Linked DNA regions of Homo sapiens: region 2 is linked to region 1. A link is an interaction called in ENCODE POLR2A ChIA-PET data of the cell type or tissue named here. Cell type or tissue: GM12878. All regions are shown on one strand. Each heading gives the region's core, and the rest is flanking DNA. Links, peaks and the distances in the headings are about the cores only.

What was found. ChIA-PET counts read pairs that join two places held together with the same protein. Peaks named below come from ENCODE experiments on the same cell type or tissue, not always from the same donor. Only the 100,000 strongest peaks of a DNase experiment are listed, where the experiment ranks them.
Region 2: POLR2A ChIA-PET joins it to region 1 with 5 read pairs; 2 of 35 experiments call an interaction of 5 or more read pairs at or near these places.

What each region holds. Positions count from the first base shown.
Region 1 is chr10:50,507,318-50,510,118 of GRCh38, forward strand. The region is part of intron 3 of SGMS1 (sphingomyelin synthase 1); the gene reads right to left. Among named protein-coding and RNA genes, the nearest start is that of SGMS1, 120 kb to the right of the region's middle. RefSeq lists an enhancer at 1,363-1,442. In GM12878, for the core only: no CTCF peak of the experiment used is centred there; a DNase peak (open chromatin) is centred at 1,224; H3K4me3 peaks cover 382 bases; H3K27ac peaks cover 1,658 bases.
Region 2 is chr10:50,365,858-50,368,658 of GRCh38, forward strand. All of the region lies in intron 6 of SGMS1 (sphingomyelin synthase 1), which reads right to left. Among named protein-coding and RNA genes, the nearest start is that of ASAH2, 120 kb to the left of the region's middle. In GM12878, for the core only: a CTCF peak has its summit at 2,080 (motif pointing right); no DNase peak of the experiment used is centred there.

The sequences.
Region 1 (2,801 bases), core at 60-2,559:
CAGCTGCCACTGATCTGAGTTCACACAACAAGCCCCTTTGTCTCTGAGCTCCCATGCAGCTCTTCTGAGCGACAGAAGCCCAGGAACACCAAGGTCCTGGGCTCAGGCCAGCCCAAGCTGAGCGAAACAGGCTAAAATACAGGCGGCTTGGACATTCCTTTATCAAACACTCTGGAGGGGCAGAAAGCACAATTTTGCACACATGATCACACTCTGTACCTACAGTGGAGTGAAATCAGGCCTGAGCCATGGAATTCACCTGTGCACCCTGAACAGCACCCTGATTTTTATGATCCCTGTGGCAAATCCTATCACTTGCATCCAACTGAATTTACCATAGAATCCAACCACCTCTTTTTTTCCTCAAATTAGCCAACTACCAGCCAATAGCCTGGTATAATAACACCACTTACCAGAACCACTGGGCCTGCCAGGCTAGACTAAATCAGCAATTACACGCACTTAGTGACAAGAAGTTCTCATGGAGAAGTCCCCAGATGGCTTCATGCTATCCTCAGGGGCCTCAGGCCCCAATACCCTAATACCCTGGAATGGCAATGCCCAAGAGAACTTATGTTCCAACCAGGGGTTCCAAGCCAGTGGCTCCTCTGGTTACAGTAAGCCTCAGCTTAGTTGGAGACAGGAAGAGAACCATTTAATCCCCCACAACAGATCCCATGAGGGACAATTCATGGGATCTGCTAAAGATGTACCCACTCCCTACTACTGGCCCCAGCAACTCAGCCAGTCTTTGACCACCTCAAGCAATGTATGGGCTCCCCAAAGGTGCTGTGTGACAACAATGCTCTATTTAAAACTACAGTCGTTTATTCTGTGAGTTGTTTTTAAAGTAAAAATCAAATGATAATGTATATAAGAGCACCTCAAACATTTAAAGAGCTAAACAATCCAAGAGTATTCAAAGATTTACCATTTTGGCATGCTAACCACACTTGAGGGCTGAGACTCAGGGGCCATAAGTTTATGGGGTCTCCATGTCCTCATAGTAGGCCACATGGGCTGTAGTGGAAAACCAGCACAGTCAGACATTGACTGAATCCTAGAGCTGCATCCTAGGGCAAGTGACACAAGCTGCTTCAGCTCACGTTTCTCATCAGTTAACTGCGGTTAACATCTCTCTTGGTATGACAGTGAAATATCAAGTGACAAAAAGGAAGTCATGTCAGTCATTAGCCAAAAGCCAGCAATAGATTACTATGGCCCCCTTTCTGATGGGATTTCACTGTGACTAGTCTAGACCGCAGGGAGACCTCTTTAAGTAAAGGATCTCCAACAGCGGAGTTTGTTTGACTCACTGTGGCAGGTGGTTGGAAAGAACCTCTTTGGGGCAGACTTGTGGGTAACTGCCAATTCTCTATACCTTTTGGACCAGGCTCTGACCTAAGGAGAATATAAGAAGTTGTCGGTGAAGTTCTTAAGCCTCTGCCATAAAACCTTGGGCTTTCTGTCTTCCACACTAGACCAAATTCTGCTAACACATTAAGGCTGAATTCAAATGTCATCTCCTATGTAATAGCTTCCTCCTTAGAGATCTCCCCTGTTGCTGAAGTTTAGCTGGCTGTACATGGTTTGGTCCACCCTGATGGATGGTAATTTCCTTAAAAACAGGGCTTGGGGCTCATTTGCCTGTGTAAACTCAGCACCTCATCACAGATGTGGCATCTAGTTAATGATTATTGGTAAGTGCTTGCTCAACTGAGTTGACTACTGAACAGCATTAAATTCAAACCAATTTAGTAAATCCCAGTTTTAAATAAACAAGAAATTTCCTGTTGGGGAAAGACTGTGTAATCTTATACATATTGTTGAGATATCTGTCCCAAAAGGATAGAAGTTATATCCTTCAACCCCACGAATCACAGCCAAGAGTTTGGAATTTAAGCCTTCTTTCAAAATCATATCTTTACTTTGATTTATAAAGGATGTTGATTATCAAGAAACACAGTTTAAGAGCTCTACAGCTTCAAATTTCCAGTTAGAACCCTCCAATTCTTGCTGTAAACATTTGTGAATTGTATTTTAGAGAGTGATTAAATTAGCCATTCCTCCTCCCACCAAATCAAACATGTTGGTTTTTCCAGTAAGACATTTGATAAGCCATTCTAGGAAAATATACATACACATATATATATCACAGTGCATTTGTTATGGCTGAGATTAAAACGGATCTGAAAAGTCAACTCTTCTCTAGTGATGAATATTTTAATGGCAAAGGAATCAGGAGAGGTGATAGAGTGAAATTTGACTGCACATTGTATACTAAACACTATCTCCACTAACGCTAGAATCAGCAGCTTTTGTTTTAACCTTCCAGCAGCATTCTGTTTAACAAAGATCATTAGAGCATCCACCTCTATAGTAATAGCTATTTCCATCACCCAATTAGAAGCCAGAGTACTGAAAGGGCTGCACCTTTGTATTTGAATGAGGCATTCTGTATAACTAATGACTTAACAAATCCTTATCCAAGTAGCTAACAAAATGATCCTTTGATGGTATTTAAGCCAAAGTGCATCATCAATTATTTATTTTTGTTGGTGGTGTTTTTATTTTAAAGTCAGACTTAATAAGGTATAATTTGCATGCAGTAATCCAATCTTTTAAGTGTACAGTTCAATGAGTTTTGACAAACACACACAGTCATGTAATCACCACCACAATCAAGATATAGAACATTTCATTTATCTCAAAAATTTCCCTATGCCCTTTGTAGTCAATCTTCTCCCCCATCACATGCTCCTGGCAGTCATGATCTATTTTCTAACCCTATACTCTTGCCT
Region 2 (2,801 bases), core at 87-2,586, 140 kb before region 1:
GTCTTTGCTATTGTAAATGGTACTGCAATAAACATGTGTGCATGTGTCTTTATACTAGAATGATTTATATTCCTTTGGGTATATACCCAGTAATATACTGGGTCAAATGGTAAAATATGCTGGGTCAAATGGTGTAAGTAATATGTTGGGTCAAAAGGTGTAAGTAATATGTTGGGTCAAATGGTGAAAAGCAACTGCAATAAAAGCCAAAATTGATGAATGGGATCTGATTAAACTAAAGAGTTTCTCCACAGCAAAAGAAACTATCATCAGAGTGAACAGGCAACCTACAGAATGGGAGAAAATTTTTGCAATCTACCCATCTGACAAAGGTCTAATATCCAGAATCTACAAGGAACTTAAACAAATTTATAAGAAAAAAAAATCCCATCAAAAAGTGGGCAAAGCAGTTAGAGTGGCGATCATTAAAAAGTCAGAAAACAATAGATGCTGGAGAGGTTGTGGAAAAATATAAACGCTTTTACACTGTTGGTGGAAGTGTAAATTAGTTCAACCATTGTGGAACACAGTGTGGTGATTCCTCAAGGATCTAGAACTAGAAATGCCATTTGACCCAGCAATCCCATTACTGGGCATATACCCAAAGGATTATAAATCATTCTACGATAAAGACACATGCACACGTATGTTTATTGTGGCACTATTCACAATAGCAAAGACTTGGAACCAACCCAAATGTCCAACAATGATAGACTACATTAAGAAAATGTGGCACATATACACCATGGCAAACTATGCAGCCATAAAAAAGGATGAGTTCATGTCCTTTGCAGGGACATGGATAAAGCTGGAAACGATCATTCTCAGCAAACTATCAGAAGATCAGAAAACTAAACACCATGTGTTCTCACTCATAAGTGAGAGTTGAACAATGAGAACACATGGACACAGGGAGGGGAACATCACACACCGGAGCCTGTTGGAGGGTGGGGGGCTAGGGGAGGGATAACATTAGGAGAAATATCTAATGTAGGTGATGGGTTGATGGGTGCAGCAAACCACCATGACATGTGTATACATACCTATGTAACAAAACTGCACGTTCTGCACATGTAACCCAGATCTTGAAGTATAATTTTTAAAAAAGTGGGCAAAGGATATGAACAGACACTTCTCAAAAGAAGATATCTATGCAGCCAATAAACATATGAAAAAAAGCTCAACATCACTGATCATTGGAGAAATGCAAACCAAAACCATAATGAGATACCATCTCATGCCAGTCAGAATGAAGTTAAGTTTTGCAGTCCACTGAGGATTATAAATTCTCATTAGCTGGGTAACCAATGGTTTTCCATTTCACTGAGAAAAAGTCTACCAAAGTATGCTTATAAAAATAAATTGGAGTGACTGAGGTAAAAAGCCTAATTTAAGGAACACAACCCTAGGGACTAACATCAAGTTTCAAAATTAGCAACAACTCACAGGCCCAGATAGGAGAAATCAAGTTCAAGTCTACCTCCCAAAATAAATTTCTAATACTTATTTAGATAGCTACAAAAGATCAAACTATTTTCAGACTAGAGAACATGCAAAGGGATAAATTCTAAATTCATGGCGCTTAAATGTATATCCTTTGAGCATTCCTCGCCATGACAGCACCACTTGCGTGCCCACCATGTTCTTTGCTCCCATATATGGTTCTCCCTGTCTCCTTCTGCTGGTCTCCTGGAGGTAAAAAAAGAATCAAAAGATTTTAAGAAAAGCACATGTAGATCTCTACCTAGATCTCCACACCAGTCCCTACCCTTAATGCATTAAGGTTTTCTTTTCCTGACAGCAATTACGTTAATTCTTTGAAAACAAATATCCATCAATCAATTCATTACATCCTTTCCACTCACCGCTGACTGTGACTTCTTGCTTCTAACTAAGATGTGCTAATTTCCCAAACTTCCAGGTCCCACTTTCACTGAGCTTCTCTATTAACTAACTGCTGGTTAAAAGCACCAAAGTTTGGCTCCCTAGAGGATAATCCTTATCCATGAAGTAGGTCACCACTGGATCACAGGATCAGGTTGTAAAGTGACCACAGCTCTAGTTTTGGACTAAGGTAAAATACCACCAGGGGGCAACGCAAAGTCTGTGAAATTACACACTCATCCCAGTGCCCTTCTCAAGTTATACAGCATCTTAGAGATAGCTTCCAATAGATGTCCTGGGACCAAGTGACAAAACTATGTAATGGAATTGCAAGAACTAGAACCCCTGTTTTCTGAGCCATCAACTGATGTGCTCTCCTCTATATCCATGTGATTTTAATGTGCATTTAGTGACTCTACAATTAGTTGTTTCCATAGTTTTTCATGCAAACATACTGCATATCTAAGCTATCTTGCAGTCATACAAGACCATATCTAGGACACTTCAAAGAAATACAAAAGCTTAAAAATTAAACAGCATGTTGTTTTCTAGAAGGACTAATCTCAAAACCATCACTACAAATATTTATTCTTGCTTTATACTAATTTTTTTATTTTTTATTTTTTACTTTTTGAGCCGGAGTCTCGATCTGTCACCCAGGCTGGAGTGCAATGGTGCGATCTTGGCTTACTGCAACCCCTGCCTCTCGGGTTCAATCAATTCTCCTGACTCAGCCTCCCGAGTAGCTGGGATTACTGGCACCTGCCATCATGCCCAGCTAATTTTTGTATTTTTGTAGAGACAGGGTTTCACCATGCTGGCCAGGCTGGTCTTGAACTCCTGACCTCAGGTGATCTGCCCTCCTTGGCCTCCCAAAGTGTTGGGATTACAGGCGTGAGCCACTGCACCCAGCCAAT